Linked DNA regions of Homo sapiens: region 2 is linked to region 1. A link is an interaction called in ENCODE POLR2A ChIA-PET data of the cell type or tissue named here. Cell type or tissue: OCI-LY7. All regions are shown on one strand. Each heading gives the region's core, and the rest is flanking DNA. Links, peaks and the distances in the headings are about the cores only. Region 1 overlaps ATF7-NPFF (ATF7-NPFF readthrough). Region 2 overlaps ATF7-NPFF (ATF7-NPFF readthrough).

Region 1 (8,330 bases), core at 329-8,328:
AGAGATTACGGTGAGGCGGAGGTTGCAGTGAGCTGAGATTGCGCCATTGCACTCCAGCCTGAGCAACAAGAGGGAAACTCTGTATCAAAACAAAACAAAACAAACACTTACTGATTTTTTTAGGATTCATTAGAGCAGGTTCAGGGTTCTCTGATATATTTGCAGTCTGTTTGTTCACAAACCAGAGCCATTTGAAAGTTAGAGGCCACCTGCAAAGTGAGGAATTAGGTTTAACACAGGAGAGCCTTTAAAAAACCAGAAATGAGCCTGAACAGCAGGGTGCAGGAGAAGTTCGTTTGAACCTCATATCAAAGGTCTGAAAGTCCCTCCTCTGCCATAGCCATGCCCTTAGCTGCCCCCTCCTGTTCCACTTGAGTTATGATTTTGGGTATGCCCTTACTAAAGTACTCTCTAAGCATAAAGGATGATACTACTTCTACTCATCCAGGGATGGAGGGAAAGTGGCTTTATCGTTAGCCAACCAAAGCTGCCAGAGTACCTTTTAAAACTATTTTTGAGAAGTAGTGGTAACTTTTCCAAACACTCTGATTCAGAAGAGGTTTTGTTTAAATTTTTTTATAAAAATTGTGCTGTTTCCATGGAAAATCCCATTGGACTATTTTCAATTGATCAGGCTAGAAGGGGTGTTTTTGGGTTTTTTTGTTTGTTTTTTTGAGACAGAGTCTCACTCTGTCACCCAGGCTGGAGTGCAGTGGCAGTGATCTCGGCTTACTGCAACCTCCACCTCCTGGGTTCAAGAGATTCTCCTGCCTCAGCCTCCTGAGTAGCTGGGACTACAGGCACCTGCCACTATGCCCACCTAATTTTTGTATTTTTTTGTAGAGATGGAGTTTCACCATGTTGGCCAGGCTGGTCTCAAACTTCTGACCTCAAGTGATACACCCATCTCAGCCTCCCAACGTGCTGGGATTACAGGCATGAGCCACTGCGCCCAGCCAAGAAGGGGTGATCTTAACCCCAGGTCTCACTCCTTAAAATATCATTTAAACATTGTTCTGTATTTCTGTCATTCATTCTAGCGGTTTGGGGTATGAGATGAATCCCTGAAGTAGCATGCCAATGAAACCCATCGTAATAGAGTTAGGATCTGTGAACAAGATTCAGGTCTAAAAAAGCAGGATTGGGAGGGAGAATGTAAAATTCAAGTTGCTTAAAAAGTTCCCATGGGTTACCAAGAGCCTTTCTCTTCAGAAGGGCAGAGGCACTGTGTTGAGGAGAGACTCGTGCAGCCCCTGTGGGCATATTTTGGCTGGCAAATCTAAATCCGAATACCCTGGTTTCAGGAACTTGCTCTGGGCCTAGGTCTCTGTGAAATTAGGTCTATTGTTTACAGTTTCCTTTTCCAGCTCATGATCTTGCTGTCTTACTCCTCAGCCCCTAGATTTGCCTGGAATCCTTCAGAAGGTAACAGACCATTATTACCTCAGTGACCACTGAAAGACAAGGCACTATTTCTTACTCGGTAGCTTTAGTCAGCAAACTCAACCATCTGATCCTCAGTTTCTTCTCATCAGATTTTAACATCCATCTGCTTTTTCTGCTCACTTCAGACCTAGCAGGGAGTAAATTTACGAAAGAAAATATTGCTTAACTATACTTGGTTTTCAAATCTAGAGGTTTCACAAAACTGTGTCACCTGTGTGGGTGGTTTGGTTTGGTTGGAGGTAAACGAGGTAAAACTAGCACTGAGAGAAAAGTGGGTACGTGGATAGTCACACAACAAAATACTGTTCGGTCTTCCCCCTGCTGGCTTTGAGGCAACACAACACAGACACCCTCTGGTGGCCTACACCAGCCTTCGCCTACTAGAGCTCCATTAAAGCAAATTTGCCCTAACACAAAGACTCTCTCTCCAAATCAAAAAGTACAAATGCATTCTCTATATACTATTTAATATCAAGTTTTAATTTCAGATCAAAACTAAAACAGTTTCCTTTTCTTTCATGTCTACAGATCAAACGCCTACTCCAACTAGATTCCTGAAGAACTGTGAGGAGGTGGGACTCTTCAATGAACTAGCTAGCTCCTTTGAACATGAATTCAAGAAAGCTGCAGATGAGGATGAGAAAAAGGCAAGAAGCAGGACTGTTGCCAAAAAACTGGTGGTATTCAGACCTAGGCTATTTTTATTGTGCTTTGGGATAATTTTCTTAATTGGTTAAAACACAAAATCATGGGCTTAGTAGAGTAAAACCAGTAAAACCAGATAGTAGTCACTAATCCCAGTCAGCCATTCAGGTCTTTAGGAGTTCCAGATGATGGATCAGCACAAGTCTGTCGTCACCGAAAATTAGTCCTCTTGTTCTTCCAGGGGAGTATTAGTTTAATAATCGGTTTTTTAAAAAATATTTATATTATAAATATGTTGAAGATGTTAAAAGGTGATAAATTACTCAGATTTTGTTGGATAACATATTTGTTGCCAAATTCCACTCTTTTCTGAGCTGATCAGACTTCTCAGCTACACTGTTTTTTTGAATCAGCAAGTCAATAAACATTTATCAAATTTCCACTCTTCTTTGTTTCAATATATGTGGTTTTTGCCTTTAAGTAGCTTTCTACTATTATTCAAAGCATTAAAGATAAAGAAGGATGTTCCTACTGTCTTTCAAAGGAGATCAACCAGGACGGTGAAAGAACTATAAACTATGTCACTTCGGGAACTTTTAAAGAAATCAAGTGGCCAAGCACATTGGCTCATGCTTGTAATCCCAGCACTTTGGGAGGCCAAGGTGGGAGGATTACAGGAGTTCAAGACCAGCCTTGGCAATAGCAGGACCTCCATGTTTACAAAAACAGTTTTAAAGATTGATCAGGCATGGTGGTGCATGCCTGTAGTCCTAGCTACTCGGGAGGCTGAAGCAGGAAGATTGCTTGAACCCAGGAGTTCAAGGCTGCAGTGAGCTATGATTGCACCACTGTGCTCCAGCCTGGGTGACAGAGTGAGACCCTATCTCTCTCTTTTTTTTTTTTTGAGACAAGAGTCTTGCTCTGTTGCCCAGGCTGGAGTGCAGTGGCACGATCTCAGCTCACTGCAAGCTCCGCCTCCCAGGTTCACGCCATTTTCCTGCCTCAGCTTTCCGAGTAGCTGGAACTACAGGCGCCCACCACCACACCTGGCTAATTTTTTTTTTATGTTTAGTAGAGACGGGGTTTCACCGTGTTAGCCAGGATGGTCTCGATCTCCTGACCTCGTGATCTGCTCACCTCGGCCTCCCAAAGGGCTGGGATTACAGGCGTAAACCACCACGCCTGGCCCGGAGACCCTATCTCTTAAAAAAAAAAAAAAAAAAACAGGCCAGGCGCAGTGGCTCACACCCGTAATCCCAGCACTTTGGGAGGCCAAGGCAAGCAGATCACAAGACCAGCCTGACCAACATGGCGAAACCCCATCTCTACTAAAAATACAAAACTTAGCCAGGCGTGGCGGCGCACGCCTGTAATCCCAGCTACTCAGGAGGCTGAGACAGGAGAATCACTTGAACCCGGGAGGCAGAGGTTGCAGTGAGCTGAGATCATGCCACTGCATTCCAGCCTGGGCGACAGAGTGAGACTTTGTCTCAAAAACAAGAAAGAAATTGAGGAAATTTTGGTTGGAAAAGAGATCTAGTGTGAACAAATTGCGATCTTCAAGAGTATTCATTAAAAGAGGGATTACATTTATTCCATGTGGTCTAAAGGGAGAAGTAGGACCACTGGGTGGAAGCTGTCACAAAATATGTTCAATTATATGTAGACCACTTAGTAGAGATATTGTAGAGGGGATTAAAATGCTGGAATCCCTTCTAATCCTGAGGCGCTATGATTCTCTGATTTTAGCCTTTATATAGTTCAGATCCCTAGATAATCCCTTAGTTTGGAAGACGAGAGGAAATACTTGAAGAAGCAGAGTCAAAGGAAGATAGTTCCCATGGAATAAGGGGCTTGGGGGAAAAAGAAAAATGCAAAGATCAAATTTTACTTTAGAATTAGAATTCTAGGTTATTGGTCACTATTTTTAAAATCAAGTCTGTGTTCCTGATTTTCTGGAATCATAAAAGATTCCAACATCTGTATCCCAAAACATATATATAAACACATTAACCTCACAATTGCATGGTATAGTGAAGCATGGGATCCTATCAGAATATAGAATAGCTGGAACCGCTTCTATTTTTCCCTATATTTAAGAAAAAATTTCCATGGGAGCTCTTTCCTTCTAAGAGGGCATACATAGCAGGTAAATCAAGATAGTTATACATGACTTTTCCATCCAGTTTAAGTGGTAAGAAAGCAAGATAGTGTCTTTATCACTGGAGTTATTTCCAAGTTCCATAGATTTCTATGAGTTTCTTTTTATGCTATCTCCCTTAAACTAACAGAAAGAGGGCTGCGCGAGGCCTGGTGGTTCACACCTGTAATCCCAGTGCTTAGGGAGGCCACACAGGAGGATTGCTGGAACTCAGGAGCTCGAGACCAGCCTGAGCAGCATGGTGAGACCTATCTCTACAAAAAATTTAAAAATCAGCTGAGTGTGGTAGCACACGCCTATGATCCTGGCTACTTAGGAGGCTGAGCCTAGGAGGTCAAGGTTGCAGTTAGCCATGATTGAACCACTGCACTCCAGCCTGGGCAGTGGAACAACACCCTGTCTTTATTTATTTTATTTTATTATTATTTATTATTATTATTTTTTTGAGACAGAGTCTCCCTCTGTCACCCTGGCTGGAGTGCAGTAGCGCAATCTCGGCTTACTGCAACCTCCACCTCCCAGGTTCAAGCGATTCTCCTGCCTCAGCCTCCCGAGTACCTGGGATTACAGGTGCATGCCACGACGCCTGGCTAATTTTTTTGTATTTTTAGTAGAGATAGGGTTTTGCCATGTTGCCCAGGCTGGTCTCAAACTCCTGAGCTCAAGCAATCTGTCCACCTCAGCCTCCCAAAGTGCTGGGATTATAGGCGTGAGCCACCGCGCCTGGCCCAGACCCTGTCTTTAAATAAATTAATAAAGCAGGGAAACTCAGTAGCACATATTTGTAGTTCTACTTTTTTTTCTTTTTTTTTTTTTTTGAGACGGAGTCTCACTCTGTCATCCAGGTGGAGTGCAGTGGTGCGATCATGATGGCTCACTGCAACCTCCACCTCCTGAGTTCAAGTGATTATCCTGTCTCAGCCTCCCAAGTAGCTGGGACTACAGGTCCATGCCACCATGCCTGGCTAATTTTTGTATTTTTAGTAGAGACAGGGTTTCACCATGTTGGCCTGGCTGGTCTCGAACTCTTGACCTCATGATCCACCCACCTCAGCTTCCCAAAGTGCTGGGATTACAAGCATGAGCCACTGTGCCTGGCCTCGTATTTTTTTTGAGACAGAGCCTCACTCTGCTGCCCAGGCTAGAGTGCAATGGTGCTTGCAACCTCAAACTCCCAGGCTCAAGTGATCCTCCCGCCTCAGTCCCTGGAGTAACTAGGACTACAGGCACTCACCACCACACCCAGCTAATTTTTGCATTTATTTTTAGAGATGGGGTTTTGCCATGTTGCCCACACTGGTCTTGAACTCCAGGGCTCAAGAGATCCACTAGCCTCAGCTTCCCAAAGTGCTGAGATAACAAGCGTGAGCCACCACACCTGGTCTTGTAGTTCTGCTTTCAAATGGCAGAACTAGCCACAGTCTTTTTGTCATTTTTTTTCATTCATTCATTCATTCATTCATTCATTCATTCATTCATTCATTGACAGGATCTTGCTCTGTCTCCCAGGCTAGAGTGCATTGGTAGAATCTTGGCTCACTGCAGCCTCCACCTCCTGAGCTTAACCAGTTCTCCCACCTCAGCCTCCCAAGTAGCTGGGACTACAGGCGCGTACCACCATGCCTGACTAATTTATTTTCATAGAGACAGGGTCTCACTATGTTGCACAGGCTGGTCTCAAACTCCTGGGCTCAAGCAATCCTCCCACCTCGAATTCCCAAAGTGCTGAGATTACAGGCATGAGCCACCACACCTGTCCAAGAAAGGGTTTTGCTATTTGCACAGGCTGGTCTAGAATTTCGGGCCTCAGGTGATCCTCCCACCTTGGCCTCCCAAAGTGTTGAGATTACAGGCATGAGCCACCACACTTGGCCTATGAGGGATTTTATACCCAATTTATTATAGGCAAATTCAAGAAAATTAGCTTCCCATAAAAAGCTTCAAGTCTTTTTCATTGCCATTTTAGCTCAGTTGACACTTCTGGGAGACTAGTTTATAGTCAGCCCTTTCCTCACTGGGCATTCCTTGGTGTATCCTCCTGCCTGTACAGGAGTGGTCTTTACTTCCCCTTAATGAGAAGTACAGGCTCAGTGGAAGAGTCTCCAGAAGTGTTTAATGAGTGTGGAACTTTGCTGAACCGCAGCTTTGCTAGGAGATGCCCTAGAGGATTTCAAATCTATGGTTGTATTTACTTAGAGGCTTCTCCTTCCCACTAGTCTCTGACTTAAGAGATCTCAGAATTAGCTAAATTGGACCTGACATCTTAGCTATGTAGAAAAAATGAGGCAGAAATGAAGCTACTTTTGCTGTTGCTCACCCTCCTCAGATTGGGGAAAATGAACCACTACTACCTTCTCTAATGTAGTAGATATCACATTATCTTTAATTTACTCAGCTAGCTATCAAGAAGGTTTCTAAGGGTTAGGGTAGCAAGGGAAGATCTTGAAACAAGCAGTTGCTTCACCAAGAAGCCTGGGATACAGGATAGATAGAACAAAGGATCCACTTTGTTATGAAACTGAACTGCAATGCCAACCCTCCTATCCTGGTTCAGTGTCAAGGCCATTATCTCAGATGGTTTATTGTTCCCTGCAAGGCCGTTTACAGCTCCACAGTTCTGTGAGGTGATTGCATCACTGCCAGGAAAGTGCTCTCTTTCCTTTCTGGTTTTCTCCAGTCTTGCTCCTAAGACCAAGTTGTCATTTATTTCACCAATCAGATGATCAGCCTTTCTTTTCTGTTACCCCAAACCCCTTGTCTACCTGATACATCCAGCACCATATTTTGGGGTGAGATCACCATCAAGCATGGTGAGTTCCCCAGAAAATACCTTTCCTATCTGGTTTGCAGTACTTGAATAGCCAGTTTGTCTTTGTTTGCTTTTGGTAATTGGGTAATCCTTGTTGGCAGAGAAAGTGTTCACAGCTCTCCAGTGGCCAGCAGATTCAGGAATTATTTTGATTTCCTGAAAAATATTATCATAATATTTGCATGGATTTAAATGGCATCTTTTTTTTCAGGTCTTTATAAATATTTGTTTACCATTGGTGAAGCAGGTATTATCTTCATCTTATAGTTGGGGAAACAGAAGCCCTGAGAATTACCGACAAAATGATTTGGCCAGAATTGTACATAAAACATAAGGGGCCCATATTTCTTGGCCGGATGCAGTGGCTCATTCCTGTAATCCCAACACTTTGGGAGGCTGAGGCAGGTGAATCACCTGAGGTCGGGAGTTCGAGATCAGCCTGACCAACATGGAGAAACCCCATCTCTATTAAAAATAAAAAATTAGCTGGGCGTGGTGGCACATGCCTATAATCCCAGCTACTTGGGAGGCTGAGGCGGGAGAATCTCTTGAACTTGGGAGGTGGAAGTTGCAGTGAGACGAGATCACACCATTGCACTCTAGCCTGGGCAACAAGATTGAAACTACGCCTCAAAATACAAAACAAATCAAACATAAGGGGCCCACATTTATTTGACATGCAGTTCAGTGCATTGTATAAGAGCAGAACTTCTTAGAAGCATATTCCCTTATCTTGGAAATGGGAAAATATAGATTCAACCTGAAAGGAATCATAGGGTTAAACTCTGTTCATTTTTCTTTCACAACAGGCTGCTGCTGGGCCCCTTGACATGTCTCTGCCTTCCACACCAGACATCAAAATCAAAGAAGAAGAGCCAGTGGAGGTAGACTCATCCCCACCTGATAGCCCTGCCTCTAGTCCCTGTTCCCCACCACTGAAGGAGAAGGTAAATTCTCTACCAAGGATCATCTCAAATGTTAATTGATAAAGTTTTGATTCATTAATTATATAAATAGTATGTCCTAACTACTCAGGAGGCCAAGATGGGAGAATCACTTGAGCCCAGAAATTCAAGACCAGCCTGGGCAACATGGAGAAACCCCATCTCCACTTAAAATACAAAAATTACCTGGGCGTGGTGGAGCATGCCTGTAGTTCCAGCTACTTGAGAGTATGAGGTGGAGGATCACTTAAGCCCTAGAGGTCGAGGCTGCAGTGAGCTGTGATTGCTCCACTGCACCCCAGCCTGGGCAACAGAGTGAGACTGT
Region 2 (8,330 bases), core at 259-8,258, 78 kb before region 1:
ACAGATCATTGTAACCTCGAACTCCTAGGCTAAAGTTATCTTCTAGTCCTAGCTTCCTGAGTAACTAGGACTCTTGGCCTCAAGCAGTCCTCCCAGCCTCCAAGTAGCTGGGACCACAGGCGCATGCCAACATGCCTGGCTAATTTTTAAATTTTTTGTAGAGATTGGGTCTCCCTGCATTGCCCAGGCTCTTCTGGAATTCCTAGGCTCAAGCCATCTCCCCACCTTGGTCTCTCAAAGTGCTGGGATTACAGGAGGCATCTCTTCTGGGGTAAATACCCCAAGTTCTTTAAGCTATTTTTTTTTTTTTTTTTGAGACGCAATTTCGCACTTTTGCCCTGGCTGGAGTGCAGAGTCTCGCGCTTTTGCCCTGGCTGGAGTGCAGTGGCACAATCTCAGCTCACTGCAAGCCCCGCCTCCCAGGTTCACGCCATTCTCCTGCCTCAACCTCCCGAGTAGCTGGGACTAGCAGGCGCCCGCCACCATGCCTGACTAATTTTTTGTATTTTTAGTAGAGACGGAGTTTCACCGTGTTAGCCAGGATGGTCTCAATATCCTGACCACGTGATCTGCCCTCCTCGGCCTCTCAAAGTGCTGGGATTACAGGTGTGAGCCACCACGCCCGGCCAGCTATTTCTATTATTATTATTATTATTATTATTTTTGAGATGGAGTCTTGCTGTGTTTCCCAGACTGGAGTGCAGTGGTGCGATCTCAGCTCACTACAACCTCCAACTTCCGGTTTCAAGCGATTCTTGTCCCTTAGCCTCCTGAGTAGCTGGGAGTACAGGTGCCCGCCATCCATGCCTAGCTAATTTTTGTATTTTTAGTAGAGACGGGGTTTCACCATTTTGGCCAGGCTGGTCTTGAACTCTTGACCTCAAGTGATCCGCCTACCTCGGCCTCCCAAAGTGCTGGAATTACAGGCATGAGCCACTGAGCCCAGCCCGTACGATTTCTTAAGTGACATTTTAAATAAAAGATCAGGCTCTTCATCAAGTTAGTTACCTGAGTGGTTTATGGTTCCTCATCTAGGTCTGAACATCTCAGATATAATCTAATAAATACAAACTACGGGGGGAATCACAACTTCTATTTTATTGCACTCTATGCCTCTGTTTTTAAAGCCTAAGATCACATTAGTTTGTGTAGTTGATTTTTTTTTTTTTTTTTTTTTTGAGACAGAGTCTTGCTCTGTCACCCAGGCTGGAATACAGTGGCTCGATCTTGTTTCACTGCAACCTCCGCCTCCCGGGTTCAAGCGATTCTCCTGCCTCAGCCACCAGAGTAGTTGGGATTACAGGCCTGCACCACCACACCCAACTAATTTTTTTTTTTTGTATTTTTAGAAGAGACGGGGTTTCACCATGTTGGCTAGGCTGGTCCCGAACTCCTGACTTTAAGTGATCCACCCACCTTGAACTCCCAAAGTGCTAGGATTACAGGCGTGAGCCACCGCGCCGGCCATGTAGTTGATTTTTTGACAACTTTACATTTATCCCTGTAATTATCATTTTGTTAATTTGGTTTGTTGTTTTAGCTTGATAATGTCATTTCACCTCTTGACCATTTCTCATATGTTTGTATTATTGATAAATTTGATAAACATGATACCTGTGTTTTTGTTTTAGGTCACTGGTAAACATGTATAAGGGTAGAACAATGCTATACAACATGAGTAGACTATCATTATGTTAACATTAACCTGTTAGTCAACTTTTGGATAAAATTCAGTTGTGAATCCCACCTGCCATTTTATATAATCTAACCTTTATTTTCTATGAAATAGCAAGAGGTATCTTGTTGAAATCCAAATGCAGTATATTCTGCCTCTGACATCTCTGAACTCCTAGGCTAGTGACCCTGTCAAAAAAGAAAATGAAGTTGCATATTAGTTGCTGTTTGGGTATCTTATGCTACTGTTTATAGATCACTGCATAACTTGCCAGTGGTTCATAAGTGATCTGTTTAATAATTCATTTAGAATCTTTCTGAGAAATAATATTTCACTAGTCTACGATTTCTGTACTCGACCTCCCTTGCCCCACATTTTAAAAAATTATAATTTTCCCATTTCCAAGACTTCTAGTCCTGTTTTTTTTTCATTTTCAAATAATTATAGAAAATTAACCATATTTCTTCATAGTTGCAGGGATTTTTTGTTGTTATTTTGTTACTGTCTTTTGGTTGTGGTTTTTTTCTTTTTCTTTTTTTTTTTGAGACGAAGTCTCGCTGTGTTCCCCAGGCTAGAGTGCAGTGGCAGGCTTACTGCAACCTCTGCCGCCCAGGTTCAAGCAATTCTCAGGCCTTAGCTTCCCAAGTAGCTGGGATTACAGGCATGTGCCACCACACCTGGCTAATTTTTGTATTTTTTTTTTTTTTTTTTTTTTTGAGACGGAGTCTCGCTCTGTCGCCCAGGCTGGAGTGCAGTGGCGGGATCTCGGCTCACTGCAAGCTCCGCCTCCCGGGTTCACGCCATTCTCCTGCCTCAGCCTCCCAAGTAGCTGGGACTACAGGCGCCCGCCACTACGCCCGGCTAATTTTTTGTATTTTTAGTAGAGACGGGGTTTCACCGTTTTAGCCAGGATGGTCTCGATCTCCTGACCTCGTGATCCGCCCGCCTCGGCCTCCCAAAGTGCTGGGATTACAGGCGTGAGCCACCGCGCCCGGCCTAATTTTTGTATTTTTTTAGTAGATATGGGTTTTCATCATGTTGGCCAGGCTGGTCTTGAACTCCTGACCTCAAGTGATCCACCTACCTCGGCCTCCCAAAGTGCTAGGATTACAGGCGTGAGCCACCGTGCTCGGCCATGGTTTTTTTTTGAGACAGGGTCTTACTCTGTTGCCCAGACTGGAGTACAGTGGCACAATCATGGCTCATACTGCAGCTTCAGTCTCCCAGGCTCAAGCCATCCTCCTACCTCAGCCTCCTGAGTAGCTGAGACTAAAGGCTCATGCCACCATGCCTGGCTAATTTTGTTTATTTTTTGTAGAGGTCTCATCATGTTTCCCAGGCTGGTCTCGAACTGCTGGGCTCAAACAGTCCTCCTGCCTTAGCCTCCCAAAGTGCTGAGATTACACGCATGAGCTACTGTGCCTGGCCAGATTTTTTGACATTAGATGAAATTCTGTTTCGGAAACTTTTTTTTTTTTCTGAGGCAGGGTCTCCCTCTGTCTCCCAGGCTGGAGTGCAATGGCGCCATCTTGGCTCACTGCAGTCTCTGCCTCCTGGGCTCAAGTGATTATCCTGCCTCCGCCTCCTGAGTAGCTAGGACTACAGATGTGCGCCACCGTGCCCATCTAATTTTTGTATTTTTTGTAGAGACAGAGTTTCCCATGTTGCCTAGGCTGGTCTTGAATTCCTAAGTTCAGGTGATCTGCCTGCTTTGGCCTCCCAAAGTGCTGGAATTACAGGCTGGGCCCCCATGCCCAGCTTGTTTTGGAAACTCTTCTTTTTTTTTTCTTTTTTTTTTTTTTTTTGACACGGAGTCTCGCTCTGTCTCCCAGGATGCAGTGCAGTGGTGTAATCTCAGCTCACTGCAACTTCTGCCTCCTGGGTTCAAGGAGTTCTCCCCCTCAGCCTCCCAAGTAGCTGGGACTGCAGGCACATGCCACCACGCCTGGCTAATTTTTGTATTTTTAGTAGAGACGTGGTTTCACCATGTTGCAGGCTGGTCTCAAACTCCTGGCCTCAGTTGATGCGCCCACCTGGGCCTCCCAAAGTGCTGGGCTTACAGTGTGAGCCACCTGCCCTTGGAAACTCTTTTAGGAAAAAAACTTTATTCCCTGGACATTTCAACTTAGAAATGAAAGAATTAAACTACTCTCTGAAAACAATTTTATGTAGTTTCCCTGTAATGTTGACATCTCCAATTTAGACCTAACTTTTCATTTTCTTCTTTTTTTTTTTTTTTGGAGACAGAGTCTTGCTATGTCAGCCAGGCTGGAGTGCAGTGGTGCAGTCTTGGCTCACTGCAACCTCTGCCTCCCAGGTTCAAGCAATTCTCATGCCTCAGCCTCCCAAGTAGCTGGGACTACAGGTGCCCACCACTGCGCCCGGCTAACTTTTTGTGTTTTAGTAGAGATGGGGTTTCACCATGTTGCTCAGGGTGGTCTCGAACGCCTGAGCTCAGGCAATCCACCTACCTCAGCGTCCCAAAGTGCTGGGATTACAGGCAAGAACCATCGCGTCCGACCCTAACTTTTCATTTTCTGTTTGGAATAAAAACCTATACCAACTATAAACACACACACACACACACAATTGCCATTTATAATTGTAGTTTATTGGCAAGGATGGTCTAAGTTTGCCAGGTCTAAGTGTTGTAGGTGAAGGGTGCTACAAATGAGATACAACTTCAGAAGACATCTCTAGGGACTAAAGACTTTACATTGGCAGGCAGCAACTTTTCCTGCTTGTTAATTTTAGACCTGACAGTTGAATTTATGTTTGAGCAATTTTAGCTGATAAATGCATTTTTTAAGTACCTTCCTCTTTTGGCATTTTAATTTTTACTTTCGTTTTTAAAAAATTGCAAATCGTGAATGAATGTGCATATTAAATTAGCATGCTACTAGGCAGGGAAACAATGCATTTTCTTTTGATACCTTCTCATCCATCTGATAGCATTAGTTATGAATTCTCCTGGAAAGCAGAAGGATGGACTCGATAACCCCTCAAGGTTCTTTTCAGGCCAGAACTTTCATAAATAGAAGTTAAGATCAAGGAACTTACTCTTGAAGAATCAGGAAGAAAAATAGACTGTAAAGAAAATAAAATTGAAATGTTTCTGTCGACCCAGTGGGAATGGATAAACACAAGTAAGGAACATAAATGACGAGAAATAATAACTCCTTTGAGCTAAAAACAAAACAAAAATCAACAACAACAAATATTTTGCATTGGAGTCATTTTATATCTTAAAAATATTTTATCATGACATTTTCTCTTCGACATTTCCCTTGTGGACACTTTGTGTTGAAAGAATGTTGGGTTTTGTTCCTGTTAAATCATAGTATTTTGTTTCCTTCCTTTCTCTTGTTTGTCCTTTTGTTTAAAAACTTTTTTTTTTTTTTTGGTCTTCTGTATAATGGACTGACTGCCTGTTTACAATGAGGCAAGATTCAATTCAATTTTGAAAGTATTTGCTATATCACTTCCTCGGAAATGAAGGATGAGTGTTACAATTCAGGAAAGGTTGTATGAAAAGATAAACTTGTATAAAAAGATAAGCTTTTAAAATTTTGTAGGCAAACATTTAACGAAGGTTCCCAACCAAAGCAAAGGTGAGTTAGTATAGTAGTCTTTTTTTTATTATTATTTAAAAAAATTTTTTTTGAGACATAGTCTTGCTCTGTCACCCAGGCTGGAGTGCAGTGGCACAATCTTGGCTCACTGCAGCCTCCGGCTTCTGATTACAAGCAATTCTTCTGCCTCAGCCTCCCGAGTAGCTGGGATTACAGTTGCCTGCCACTATGCTTGGCTAATTTTTGTATTTTTAGTAGAGACGGGGTTTCAACCATGTTGGCCAGGCTGCTCTCGCACCCGTGACCTCAAATGATCCACCCACCTTGACCTCCCCAAGTGCTGGGATTACAGGTGTGAGCCACTGTGCCTGGCCTAGTATAGTAGTTTTAAGAAGGACATAATACATAAGCATTGGTTGGGCACAGTAGTTCACACCTATAATCCTAGCACTTTGGGAGGCTTGGGCCCAGGAGTTCGAGACCAGCCTGGGCAACATGACAAAACCCTGTCTCTATAAAAAATACAAAAATTAGCTGAGTGTGGTGACATGCGTTTGTAGCGCCAGCTACTTGGGAGGCTGAAGCGGGAGGATTGCTTCAGCTCAGGAAGCAGAGTTTGCAGCCAGCCCAGGTTGCAGCACTGCACTCCAGCCTGGGCAACAAAGTGATACCCTGTCTCAAAGAAAGAAATAATACATAAGTTTACAGTAAAACTCATTACAAACCCTTGACTTCAGGTTGTTAGCTTTTTCTCACCTTTTTTTTTTTTTTTTTGGAGACAGAGTCGTTCTCTGTTGCCTAGGCTGGAGTACAGTGGCATGGTCTCGGCTCACTGCAATCTCCGCCTCCCAGGTTCAAGCAGTTCTCCTGCCTCAGCCTCCTGAGTAGCTGGGATTACAGGCACACGCTGCTACACCTGGCTAATTTTTTAGGTATCTTAGTAGAGATGGGGTTTCACTGTGTTGCCCAGGCTGGTCTCGAACTCCTGAGCTCAGGCAATCCACCCGCCTCAGCCTTCCAAAGTGCTGGGATTACAGGAATGAGCCACCGCACCCGGCCACGCCTTTTCTCATCTTTTGGCAATTTTAATCCTCAGTGTTCCCATACATTTGAAACCAGAATGTGCATAAAGTTTCTTTTTTTCTTTTCAATATTGTATCTCTTCTTAATAAATATCATGAAAGTCTATGAAAGTGTAGGTTGGGTGAGTTGGCCCACACATGTAATCCCAACACTTTGGGAGGCTGAGGTGGGCAGATTGCTTGAGCTTGGAGTTCGAGACCAGCCTGAGCAACACAGGGAGACCCCATCTCTACAAAAAATTTTAAAATTAGCTGGGCTTGGTGGTGCACGCCTTTAGTCCTAGCTACTTGGGAGGCCAACGCGGGAGGATTACTTGAGCCTGGGAGGCGGGGGTTTCAGTGAGCTGACATCACGCCACTGCACTCTAGCCTGGGTAACAGAGTGAGACCCTGGCTCAAAAAAACCCAAAAGTAAACTAACGGGAGCCAAGATTTAGCTTAGAAAGTCATTTCATGAGCTTGTGGCATGGACATCTGTGGTCACATGTTTTGCCACAGCCCCACCTTCTCACAAAACCCAGCTTGCTTCCTTTGAGTGGAATTCCTTACTGTTTTCTCCTGATCTGATAGATTGCTTCTTTTTGCTGTAGTAGACGAGGAATGTTTGTGTGCTAAACCGGTCAATTTTTGGGGAGGGCTTAAAATTACCATGCAGTAAGAAAAAAACATTTTGTCAGATTGAAAAATAGGGCACAACCATTCTTTTTGAAATAGGAATATGCCTGACTCATTATTATTATCATTATTTTTAGAGATGGGTCTGGGTTTGTCACCCAGGCTGGAATGCAGTGGCGTGATCATAACTCACTGGCAGCCTTGAACTCCTGAGCTCAAGTGATCCTCCAGTCCTCCTGCCTCAGCCTCCCAAGTAGCTGGGACTACAGACGCACACCCCCTCACTTCCGATCCAGCCAATCTTTAATTATTTTGCAGAGAAAGGATTTTGCTCTCTTGCCCAGGGATCTAAAACTCCTGGGCTCAAGGGATCCTTCTGCCTCAGCTTCCCAAAATGTTGGGATTACTGGTGTGAGCCATCGCATCCAGCCCCTAACTATATTATAAAATCAGGATGATTTGTTGAATGTGACGTAATTACTGTAAATGAATCATGTTGGTACCAAGTTTCTTGCCAGTAATATTTAAGTTTTATCAAACTTGAATAACACCTTGTTGGTTTTATTTAACATCATATTTCTGGTACCAACATGACTCCTGTAGCAGCATTTTCTTTTTTATTTTTCTTTTCTTTTTTTTGAGACAGAGTCTCGCTCTGTCACCCAGGCTGGAGTGCAGTGGCACGAGCTCGGCTCACTGCAAGCTTCGCCTCCCGGGTTCATGCCATTCTTCTGCCTCAGCCTCCCGAGTAGCTGGGACTACAGGCGCCCGCCACCATGCCTGGCCAATTTTTTTGTATTTTTAGTAGAGACGGGGTTTCACCATATTAGCCAGGATGGTCTCAATCTCCTGACCTTGTGATCCGCCCGCCTCGGTCTTCCAAAGTGTTGAGATTACAGGCGTGAGCCACCGCACCCAGCTCTTTTTTTTTTTCTTTTCTTTTGAGATGGCGTCTTGCCGTGTTGCCCAGGCTAGAGTGCAGTGGCATGATTTCTGCTTACCACAACCTCTGCCTCCTGGGTTCAAGTGATTCTCCTGCCTCAGCTTCCTGAGTAGCTGAGATTATAGGCATCTGCCACCATGCCTGGCTAATTTTGTATTTTTAGTAGAGACAGGGTTTCACCATGCTGGCCAAGCTGGTCTTGAACTCCGGACCTCAGGCGATCCGCCTGCCTTGGCCTCCCAAAGTGCTGGGATTACAGGCATGAGCCACCACGCCCAGCCAACACCATTTTCTTTAACTTATTTTTTGAAGTTTTGGTCAATAGTAGTTTGGTAATACTTTACACTTACATGTTTAGGACTGGTGAGAGTGAATTGGCGAGCATTGGAATAACCCCAAATAGATCACTGTTGAAAATATGTGGACAGACTTAGGAAATAAAT

Evidence for each region. Peaks named below come from ENCODE experiments on the same cell type or tissue, not always from the same donor. Only the 100,000 strongest peaks of a DNase experiment are listed, where the experiment ranks them.
Region 2: POLR2A ChIA-PET joins it to region 1 with 19 read pairs; 12 of 35 experiments call an interaction of 5 or more read pairs at or near these places.

What each region holds. Positions count from the first base shown.
Region 1 is chr12:53,537,093-53,545,422 of GRCh38, reverse strand. It overlaps ATF7-NPFF (ATF7-NPFF readthrough), which reads left to right. Exons shown (of 15, transcript NR_159377.1): 4 at 1,975-2,093; 5 at 7,871-8,008. It overlaps ATF7 (activating transcription factor 7), which reads left to right. Exons shown (of 12, transcript NM_006856.3): 4 at 1,975-2,093; 5 at 7,871-8,008. It overlaps LOC124902937 (a long non-coding RNA gene), which reads right to left. Exons shown (of 3, transcript XR_007063316.1): 2 at 7,083-7,217. Among named protein-coding and RNA genes, the nearest start is that of ATF7-AS1, 27 kb to the right of the region's middle. In OCI-LY7, for the core only: CTCF peaks have their summits at 368 (motif pointing left), 1,592 and 1,794 (motif pointing left); DNase peaks (open chromatin) are centred at 352 and 1,782.
Region 2 is chr12:53,614,637-53,622,966 of GRCh38, reverse strand. All of the region lies in intron 1 of ATF7-NPFF (ATF7-NPFF readthrough), which reads left to right. The region is part of intron 1 of ATF7 (activating transcription factor 7); the gene reads left to right. Among named protein-coding and RNA genes, the nearest start is that of ATF7, 7.6 kb to the left of the region's middle. In OCI-LY7, for the core only: a CTCF peak has its summit at 3,199; DNase peaks (open chromatin) are centred at 3,626 and 4,446; H3K4me3 peaks cover 2,144 bases; H3K27ac peaks cover 3,634 bases.